Linked DNA regions of Homo sapiens: region 2 is linked to region 1. Evidence: read pairs that join two places in POLR2A ChIA-PET (ENCODE). Cell type or tissue: OCI-LY7. All regions are shown on one strand. Each heading gives the region's core, and the rest is flanking DNA. Links, peaks and the distances in the headings are about the cores only.

Evidence for each region. Peaks named below come from ENCODE experiments on the same cell type or tissue, not always from the same donor. Only the 100,000 strongest peaks of a DNase experiment are listed, where the experiment ranks them.
Region 2: POLR2A ChIA-PET joins it to region 1 with 8 read pairs; 3 of 35 experiments call an interaction of 5 or more read pairs at or near these places.

The regions. Positions count from the first base shown.
Region 1 is chr19:44,961,924-44,967,292 of GRCh38, forward strand. CLPTM1 (CLPTM1 regulator of GABA type A receptor forward trafficking) reads left to right here. Exons shown (of 14, transcript NM_001294.4): 2 at 40-152. Among named protein-coding and RNA genes, the nearest start is that of CLPTM1, 9.2 kb to the left of the region's middle. In OCI-LY7, for the core only: no CTCF peak of the experiment used is centred there; no DNase peak of the experiment used is centred there; H3K4me3 peaks cover 396 bases; H3K27ac peaks cover 815 bases.
Region 2 is chr19:45,129,007-45,134,375 of GRCh38, forward strand. The region is part of intron 1 of PPP1R37 (protein phosphatase 1 regulatory subunit 37); the gene reads left to right. It also overlaps the pseudogene EIF5AP3. Among named protein-coding and RNA genes, the nearest start is that of NKPD1, 29 kb to the right of the region's middle. RefSeq lists an enhancer at 723-1,224 and a silencer at 1,245-1,539. In OCI-LY7, for the core only: CTCF peaks have their summits at 2,234 (motif pointing left) and 2,433; a DNase peak (open chromatin) is centred at 2,215; H3K4me3 peaks cover 1,155 bases; H3K27ac peaks cover 2,864 bases.

The DNA of each region.
Region 1 (5,369 bases), core at 59-5,058:
TCCATTCTCCCTCCTTACCCTGGCCTCTGTCCCCCACAGGTGACCAGCAATGGCAGCATCGGGAGGGACCCGCCAGCGGAGACCCAGCCTCAGAACCCACCGGCCCAGCCGGCACCCAATGCCTGGCAGGTCATCAAAGGTGTGCTGTTTAGGTGAGCAGACGGGACTTGGGTTTGTTCACCGAAAACATTCAAATAAAAATAAGGAAGAAAGGAAAAGTCAGCTGATCAGCTGAGGATGGTGATCATTACTGTATGGTAGAGTTGCTTTTTTTCTTTTTTTTTTTGTATGATGGAATGTTTTCTAAACCTTTTTTTTACTCTGGTAAAACATACTGAAGTAGGGAGTCTCCCTGAACCTGTTCTGGTTTTTGGGGGGCTACCTGATTTGTGAAAAAATAAAAACACAAAAAATACTGAAGTAGTTTGCTAGGGCCCTTGTATCAAGTAATATAGACGGAGTAGCTTAAACAACTGAAATAGGAAATTCATTGTCTTACAGTTCTGAAGGCTGGAAGTCCAGGATCCAGCTGTGGGCAGGGGCAGTTTCTTCTGTGGCTTCTCTCCTGGGCTTGCAGAAGGCCGTCTTCTCCCTGTGTCTTCATGTGGTCTTTCCTCTGTGTGTGTCTGTGTCCTAAGCTCCTCTTATGGGGACACTAGTCATACTGGCTTAGTACCCACCATAATGACCTCACTGAACCTTACTTTTTTACAGACCCTATCTGGGCCAGGCACAATGACTCACCCTCATAATCCCAGCATTTTGGGAGGCCAGGTTGGAAGGACTGCTTGAGCCCAGGAGTTTGAGACCAGCCTGGGCAACATAGTAAGACCCTGTCTCTACTAAAAATAAAAAAATCTGGCTGGGCACGGTGGCTTACACCTACAATCCCAGCACTTTGGGAGGCCGAGGCGGGTGGATCACGAGGTCAAGAGATCGAGACCATCCTGGCCAACATAGTGATACCCCATCTCTACTAAAAATAAAAAAATTCCGGAGGCTGAGACAGGAGAATGGCGTGAACCCGGGAGGCGGAGCTTGCAGAGAGCTGAGATCGCGCTACTGCACTCCAGCCTGGGCAACAGAGAAAGACTCCGTCTCAAAAAAAATAAAAAATACAAAAAAAATACAAAAATTAGCTGGGTGTGGTGGCACGTGCCTGTAGTCCCAGCTACTCAGGAGGCTGAGGGCAGGAGAATCGTTTGAACCCAGGAGGCAGAGGTTGCGGTGAGCTGAGATCGTGCCACTGCATTCCAGCCTGGGGACAGAGTGAGACTCCATCTCAAAAAAAAAAAAAAAAAAAAAGCCAGGTATGGTGACACGTACCTGTAGTCTCAGCTATTCAAGAGGCTGAGGTAGGAGGATCACTTGAGCCTTGGAAATTTTTTTATTTTTATTTTATGTATTTTTTTTTTTTTTTGAGACGGAGTCTCGCTCTGTCGCCCAGGCTGGAGTGCAGTGGCACAATCTTGGCTCACTGCAAGCTCCGCCTCCCGGGTTCACGCCATTCTCCTGCCTCAGCCTCCCGAGTAGCTGGGACTACAGGCACCCGCCACCACACCTGGCTAATTTTTTGTATTTTCAGTAGAGATGGGGTTTCACCGTGTTAGCCAGGATGGTCTCTATCTCCTGACCTCATGATCCGCCTGCCTTGGCCTCCCAAAGTGCTGCGATTACAGGTGTGAGCCACCGCACCCAGCCTATTTTTATTTTTGTAATGGAGTCTCGCTCTGTTTCCCAGGCTGGAGTACAGTGGCGCGATCTCAGCTCACTGCAACCTCCACCTCCTGGGTTCAAGCGATTCTCCTGCCTCAGCCTCCTGAGCAGCTGGAATTAAGGTATGTGCCACCATGCCCAGCTAATTTTGTATTTTTAGTAGAGATGGGGTTTCTCCATGTTGGTCAGGCTGGTCTCGAACTCCCAACCTCAGGCAATCTGCCCGCCTTGGCCTCCCAAAGTGTTGGGATTACAGGCGTGAGCCACTGCACCCAGTGCCTAGCTAATTTTTGCTTTTTTTTTTTTTTATTAGAGATGGGGTTTCACTATGTTGACCAGGCTGGTCTCGAACTCCTGACCTCATGATCCACCCGCCTCAGCCTCCCAAAGTGCTGGGATTACAGGCGTGAGCCACTGGGCCCTGCCTGACCCTCAGAAGTTGAAGCTGCAGTGAGCCGAGATCACACCACTGTACTCCAGTCTGGGCATCAGAGTGAGACCTTATCGCAAAAAAAAGTTGGGGGGACCCTGTCTCTAAATCTAGTCACGGTGGTACTGAAGGTTGAGACTTTAACATATGAATTTTGGGAGACATGATTCAGCCCACATCTGCACATAACATCAAATTTACCATTTTAACCTATGTTTTCATTTTAACCTTTTTTTTTTTTTTTTTTTTTTTTTTTTTTGAGACAGCGTCTCACTTTGTCACCCAGGCTGGAGTGCAGTAGTGCAATCTCGGCTCACTGCAGTCTCTGCCTCCTGGGTTCAAGCGATTCTCCTGCCTCAGCCACCTGAGTAGCTGGGACTACAGGCACCTGCCACCACGCCTGGCTAATTTTTGTATTTTTAGTGGAGATGGGGTTTTGCCGTGTTGGCCAGGCTGGTCTCTAACTCCTGACCTCAGGTGATCCACCCGCCTCAGCCTCCTAAAGTCCTGGGATTATAGGCGTGAGCCACCACGCTTGGCCCATTTTAACCATTTTTAAGTATGTAGTCCTGTGGCATTAAGTACATCTCCACTGTTGTGCCCCCATCACCATTATCCATCCCGAGAATTTACTCTTCCCAAACTGAAATTCCATACCCATCAGACACAAGCTTCCCATTTCTTCCTCCTTGCAACACCTGGCAGCCACTTTTCTATTTCCTGTCTCTCTTTCACTACTCTAGTTAGCTCCTGTATGTGGAATCAGACAGCATTTGTCCTTCTGTGACTGCCTGGTGGTGACCCTTTTACCTGTGGGTTCACATGCTATTCCTGGGCAGTGGGACCCCAGGGCCTGTTTTTTCAAAGCCCAGCTTCTGTTTGAGGCCCTGGGGAGATGCTGGGTGGTGGCGGGGGAATATGCTTGGCACTGGGTTCTATCCTTCCTGCCTAGACCTAGTGACAGTCACCTTCTTTGCTCTGAGCCTTTGTTTACTCCTCTGCAAAATAGATATTCCTTTTATTTTTTTTTTGCTTTTTGGAGATGTATTTTAGCAAAATAAGAGACCACACCATGCAGTTAGGCAATCAGCTTCCCTACTTATGAGATAGAAGGAATTGCACAGCAGAGATGTTTACAACAATCATCCCGCCAGGTGCGGTGGCTCACGCCTGCAATCCCAGCACTTTGGGAGACCGAGGCAGGCAGATCATGAGGTCAAGAGATCGAGACCATCCTGGCCAATATGGTGAAACCCCATCTCTACTAAAAATACAAAAATTAGCTGGGTGTGGTGGCACAAGCCTGTAGTCCCAGCTACTCGGGAGGCTGAGGCAGGAGAATCACTTGAACCTGGGAGGTAGAGGTTGCAGTGAGCCAAGATCGTGCCACTGCACTCAAGCCTGGCGACAGAGCAAGACTGAGTCTCAAAAAAAAAAGAGAAAATAAAAATAAAACAATCATGGCTGGGCGCGGTGGCTCACGCCTGTAATCCCAGCACTTTGGGAGGCCAAGGCAAGCAGATCACGAGGTCAGGAGATCGAGACCATCCTGGCTAACACAGTGAAACGCCGTCTCTACTGAAAATACAAAAAAATTAGCCAGGTGTGGTGGCGGGCGCCTGTAGTCCCAGCTACTCAGGAGGCTGAGGCAAGAGAATGGTGTGAACCCAGGAGGCGGAGCTTACAGTGAGCCCAGGTGGTGCCACTGCACTCCAGCCTAGGCGACAGCGAGACTCCGTCTCAAAAAATAAAACAAAAATAAAAAAATAAAACAATCATTCCTTTGGCTAGAATGTCTTCACATGGCCATGGCCAGCTGCACGGGAGGCTGGGAAATGTGGTCTTTAATCTGGGAAACTGAGCACCCTGCTGGAAAGCAGGGCTCCTATTACTGAGGAAGAAGAGGAGAGTGGTTATGGGGGGCAGCTACTTATCTCTTCCATAAAATCTTATTACTGGTTTCCCTTAGCTTATAAATTATGAGTGTTTATTTTACAAAATTAAGTAGTTCAAACAATACGAAGAGTGAAAAGAAAAAGCTAATGAAAAAGTGTAATGTGGGCCGGGCGCGGTGGCTCACGCCTGTAATCCCAGCACTTTGGGAGGCCGAGGTGGGTGGATCACGAGGTTAGGAGATCGAGACCATCCTGGCTAACACAGTGAAACTGCATCTCTACTAAAAATATAAAAAATTAGCCGGGCATGGTGGCAGGCGCCTATAGTCCCAGCTACTCGGGAGGCTGAGGCAGGAGGATGGCGTGAACCTAGGAGGCGGAGCTTGCAGTGTGCCAAGATGCCGCCACTGCACTCCAGCCTGGGTGACAGAGCGAGACACAGTCTCAAAAATAAAAAAGTGTAATGTGTTGGTGGCCATCCCATAGGCACACATTTTTGTAATTGGCCCTAAATGGGATTATATATAGATGCTCACAGATAGAGTTGTTTAAAATAGAGAAAAGTTAGGAGGCGGGGGGCAGGTAGTGTCAGATAGCGTGTAAGAGCACAGCCCTGCTGACATCTCAGCCCTGCCACCTCTGAGCTCTGTGGCCTGGTCAGGTTATCACCCTTCTTGAGCCTCATTTTCCACCTCACAGACAGGGAATCTTGACAATTAGCTCAGGGTGCATCAGAAGGATTCCAAGAGAATTCATGTCAACTGAGGGGTGCAGGAGCTGGCACGCACACAGACAATGTTGGCCATGATTCCTTTTGTTGTTCAACGTGGAAAAAAAAAAAGCCTGAGCAACACAGTAAGACCCCCATCTCTCTCTCTCTCTCTCTTTTTTTTGGGAGACAGAATCTCGCTCCGTCGCCCAGGCTGGAGTGCAGTGGCGCGATCTCGGCTCACTGCAAGCTCCGCCTCCTAGGTTCACGCCATTCTCCTGCCTCAGCCTCCCGAGTAGCTGGGACTACAGGCGCCCGCCACAGCGCCCGGCTAATTTTTTGTATTTTTAGTAGAGACAGGGTTTCATCGTGTTAGCCAGGATAGTCTCGATCTCCTGACCTCGCTATCCACGCACCTCGGGCTCCCAAAGTGCTGGGATTACAGGCGTGAGCCACCGCGCCTATCCTGACCCCATCTCTGTAAAAAACTAAAAAATTAGCTGGGTGTGATGGCGCACACCTGTAGTGCCAGCTATTAGGGAGGCCGAAGAGGGAGGATCGCTTGAGCCCAGGAGGTCAAGGCTGCAATGGGCCGTGATGATACTACTGCACTCCAGCC
Region 2 (5,369 bases), core at 218-5,217, 170 kb after region 1:
TTGCAGTCAAGGCCATGGCAAAAGAACTGGCTCCCAGGGTGACAGTGGTGGCAGCAGTGATCTTCTGAGACTGCAGAGGCCCCCTCCTCTGGCCTTCTGTAGGCTGGACTCTTCCTACACAATGTATTTGATGTTTTATTTTGTTTTTCCCACCCCTTCAATCTGTCGGGGAGCCCCTGCCCTTCACCTAGCTCCCTTGGCCAGGAACAAGCAAAGCCATGGCCTTGGTGAAGCTGCCATCCTTTTCCCTGCTCGCACTACAGCCCTGGTTGGGGGGAGACGGTGGGCGATGCTTGTGGTTTATTTATTTGAGACAGAGTCTCACTCTGTTGCCCAAGCTGGAGTGCACGGGGCACCATCTCGGCTTACTGCAACCTCCACCTCTTGGGTTAAGCAGTTCTCCTGCCTCAGCCTCCCGAGTAGCTGGGATTACAGGCACGTGCCACCATGCCAGGCTAATTTTTGTATTTTTAGTAGAGACAGGGTTTCACTATGTTGGCCAGGCTGGTCTTGAACTCCTGACCTCGTGATCTGCCCGTCTCGGCCTCCCAAAGTGCTGGGATTACAGGTGTGAGCCACTGAGCCCGGCCTTATTTATTTATTTTAATTCAATCTGGAATCAGAAAGCGGTGGATTCTGGCACATGGTCCTTGTGCCCTCCCCACTCACCCCTGGTCTGGTCCCCTGTTCCCCATGGTCCTATACCCTAAGCACGACCCCCACAGACTAAGGCCAGCCCCCTGCCGTACCTGTGCCTCTCCCCAAACCCCTTTAGATGGGGAGGGAAAAGGAGGAGCGGGGAGGGGTCCTGCCCCCATGGGCTTTACCCTTCCCTGCGGTCTCTCTCCCCAACACATTTGTTAAAATCAAACCTGAATAAAACTACAAGTTTAATATGGAAAAAAACAATAATAGTCGAGGCAGACCTGGGCCTTTTAGTCTGTACTCTTGCCTCTGTGAGCCTTGACTCTGAAAAGGGGATAGTAAAAGGATGTCTCTTGGGGTGGCTGGGGGGCTTCTGTGGGGTCCAGGCAGCACAGGACCTAACCAGCAGGGTGCCAAGCAGGGGGATGCCTGGGCTGCAGGCATTGACTCGCCTGTGTCCCACAACCCCTCTTGGAGCTGGAGCACTAGCGGGGGCTCAGCTGCCAAAACCCAGGGACAGGTGAGGCTGTCACCATCCAAGATGGCAATCTGGTGTGCCATTCCTGACTGCCAACCTGCACGATCAGGTCCCCTCCCCGTGAGTACTACAGGGGACCCCACTCCTGCAGAATACAATCCTCCCATGAGCCTGAATCCATCCTGTTGCTGCTCTGCCCCTCGCCCCCAGTGGCTCCGGTCTCCTGCAGAATGAGAGCGAAGTCCTCACCAGGGTCCACGGGGTCACCGTCCCACATCATCCCCAGTGCTCCCCTCCCGGTGTGCTTTGGCGCCGAGCCTGCTCCCACCGTCACACTTAAGCCTGCCCCAGTGGTTGCTGCCTGCCACGGGGTTTGCACAGGGACTGCGCAGTGGGCCTCCTGAATGAAGACCCAGACCTGAGCCCGGTGGGGCCTCTGGGAACACTCCTTTCAAGGCCAGCTCACCCTGGCTCCTTTCTGTTCATTCCAAAATAACAAAATAACACCTGCATTGCAAAGCGTGGTTATTCTGAGCCTGGTTGCCATCACAGTCATATGGGGACCTGTTAAAATCTGGGCCCCTGGGCCCTAGCTAGGACCTCCTGACTCTGGTGCTCTGTGAACCTGGCTCGCAGACGTCCCGATTTCATGTGGTGGACACTGGGGCATGGGAAGGTCATTTCCAGCCAGAGGTAGCATGGTTGTTACGGAGCAGCCCTAAATATTCCTGCTCCAGGCTTGTCTGGACTTCCTCCCTCCCCATCCCTCCTCTGAGAGTTGACACCCTCCCACTGTGTCCCCCAGCCCGCACAGTGTTGCTTCCTGGTGTTTTGACTCCCACTTGGATGACTGTGTCTGTTTCCCCCGCCCTGCTCCAGGCTGGCACGGATGGTGTGAGTCATCACCGCCCCCTGATGCCCAACCTGTCCTTGCATCTCTTGGGTACCATTGCACCTGTGTGCAAATGCCAGACAGACATCTCTCTGCCTGTCACCTGATGCCCGGCGTCAGGTTTCTCTCTGTCCCTTTGTGAGGGCCACAGCCGGCGGGAGTGGGAGGCAAGCTCTGTTTGCCCTTCATCCTCTCCCTGGGGAGCTGGCTGCCACCTGCTGGGCGAGCGGCAGAGCCCCATCCCTGCAGCAGCAAGGCCCTGCCCGCCAGCTGCTGCACAGCAGCATCTCTCCCTGGAGCTCATGCCTTTCACCATCCCACCCAGGGCTCCCCACACCCTGCCTCCGCCCCAGCCCTTCCCCTCCTCAGGCCAGACAAGGGAGCCGAGAGTTGAGCTGTGCTGTGGTTTCAGGTCAAGACAGTCCTGGGGTGTGTTCCAGTCCTGCCACTTCCAGGCTCCATCCCTTGGGCAGGTGTCTTTTCTTCTCCCAGATTGCTTCCCTGATAAGATGGAGGTCTAGTTATGCCAGCATCATAGGGGTGCTGAGCTGGCCAAGTGAAATTGTGCATGGAAAGTACTTAGGAGCTGGGTGAGGCGGCTCACGCCTGTAATTCCAGCACTTTGGGAGGCTGAGGCAGGAGGATTGCTGGAGCCTGGGAGTTCAAGACCAGCCTGGGCAATATAGCAAGACCTTGACCCCTTTGTTTTTTAGAAAGTGCTTATTAGCACTATGCATTACACAGAGTAAGTTTCTGATACCGGGAAGTGGCTGCCACCATCACCACCACCATCATCACGTTTTTCTCCATTTGTGTCTCCTGCTGACTAAGCCACACTGTGACACTGGTGCCAGCTACTTCATGGGTGCTCTCACGTCCCTTGTTGCCTGCGACCCCACAGGTGTCCCTTTCAGGGAGGGAAAGAGGTTGCTGTGGTCATTTAACACAGCCTCGGCAGGCCAGGGATGGAACTCAGGTCTTCTTATTCCAAGCCGTTACCTCTGCAGATCCATCCCCAACACATGCCTGCTTTGTAGAAAATACTCACACACCCAAACACATGTGTTTTGAACACACCTGTCCTCCTCTCTGACAGCCACTTGAATTCTGGTCCCTGCTTAATGGGCCTTCAGAGCCTTGGACTTGAGCAAATGCATCTGAGCCCTGACCTTGAGACCCACACTCACACACGTGCCCACCCCCACATACTTGTGTGCACATGGTGGATTTACTGCATGCTGGAAAAACAAGAGGAATGTAAAAGCTAAGGAGCAGTTACGTATTTTTTCTTTTCTTTTTTTTTTAAGAGAGTCTCACTCTATTGCCCAGGCTGGAGTACAGCGACACAATCACAGCTCACTGCAGCCTCAAACTCCCAGGCTCAAGCTATCCTCCCATCTCAGCCTCCCAAGTCACTGCGACCACAGGCATGTGCTAATTTTTGTATTTTTTGTTTGTTTTGTAGAGACAGGGTCTCACTTTGTTGCTCGGCTGGTCTTGAACTCCTGGTTTCAAGTGATCCTCTCGCCTCAGCCTCCCGAGTAGCTGGGATTACAGGCACACACTACCACGCCTGGCTAATTTTTAAATTTTTGGCAGAGATGGTATCACCATGTTGCCTAGGCTGGTCTCGAACTCCTGGCCTCAAGTGATTCTCTTGCCTCAGCCTCCCAAGTAGCTGGGACTACAGGCACGCACCACCATGCCCAACTGATTTTTTAGTTTTTTGTAGAGACAAGGTCTCCCTATGTTGCCCAGGCTGGTCTCGAATTCCTGGGCTCAAAGGAACTTCCTGCCTTGGCTTCCCAAAGTGCTGGGATTGCAGGCATGAGCCACTACCCCTGGACCAAGTGAGCATGTATATGTGTGTGCTAAGCACTGGTTCCAGGGAGGGACCCTACTAACTCACTCACTCGCCACACGACCCTGGGAGTTAGTTACACTCATCCCCATTTTAGGGATAAAACAGTTGAGGCACGGGTCACATTGCTTTGCTCAAGAGTTTGAGTTGGGCGCTAGGATTTGACTCCAGGCAGTCTCGCCCCAGAACTCATGTTCTTTTTGTGTGTCCGTGAGAAGGAGTTTCACTCTTGTTGCCCAGGCTGGAGTGCAGTGGTGCGATCTCAGCTCACCACAACCTCCACCTCCACCTCCCGGGTTCAAGTGATTCTCCTGCCTCAGCCTCCTGAGTAGCTGGGGTTACAGGCATGCGCCACAACACCCAGCTAATTTTTGTATTTTTAGTAGAGACGGGGTTTCACCATGTTGGCCAGGCTTGTCTCGAACTCCTGGCCTCAGATGATCTGCCCTCCTCAGCCTCCCAAAGTGCTGGGATTACAGGCGTGAGCCACCGCGCCCGGCCCAGAATTCACGTTCTTAACCATATTGCAAGACTCTATATCTCAGGTGGGACCTGTGAGATGCTGTGAAGCCCACCTAAGGTCACTGAGTGTGTGAGAGAGACAGCAAAGATCCCAGCCCCATCCCTCAGGGCCACAGCTGTGCCCTAACCACTGCGCAGCCCTTCCCTTTGGAACCTGGCTCTGAGCTCCAGCCCAGGCCCTACACCAAAGCCTTTGAATGAACTACAGTCCTGCCATGGCTGTTTGGCCTTGCCTGTGGAATAGGGGTCCTGTGGCTATGCTCCCCTGGATCCTGGGGACCCACCCCTTTATGAGACTTCAGTCACTCTGCCTGGAAGCCGTGACTGACAAAGATCACCTGCTTCCTGCTGCCTTAAAGGAGACACTGGGCATCACATGACCTTTTCCATGTCCATCATGGGGTCATGTGGGCTGTGACATGGCAGAGTCAGATGGGTCCAAGCTGGCCCTGTGGTCAGACGTGGTGGACCCATCACCTCCCCTCGTGAGTCCGCATTGAGTGCAGATACTGAGGAACTGGGTGTGAAATGCCTCGGGTAGCATCTCTCATGTGGTTAGTGCTCAGTACGCCAGAGTCAGTTATTTTGACCCACGCCTGCTCATGAACTGTTTCACGCTGCCATTTTCTTCTTAGCCACCTCCTCACACCATTTTAAATGGACAGGTGTGTGTAGGGGCCCATCCTGGGCCAGCCAGCTGCTCTCCCTGCAACTTTGGACAAGTTATCGCACCTCTGCCCCATGCCGCAGTTTTCTCCTCTCTTTTTTTTTTCTGAAATTTTTTTTGTAGAGACTGGCTTTGTTGGCAAGGCTGGTCTCAAACTCTTGGCCTAAAGCAATCCTCCTGTCTTGGCCTCACATAGTGCTGGGATTGCAGGCGTGAGCCATGTGCCCAGTCTCCTCTCTAAAGTGGGAGGATACTAATACTCCCGTGATGGAAGTGATCAGGGAATTGAAGCTGTGTTTATTTG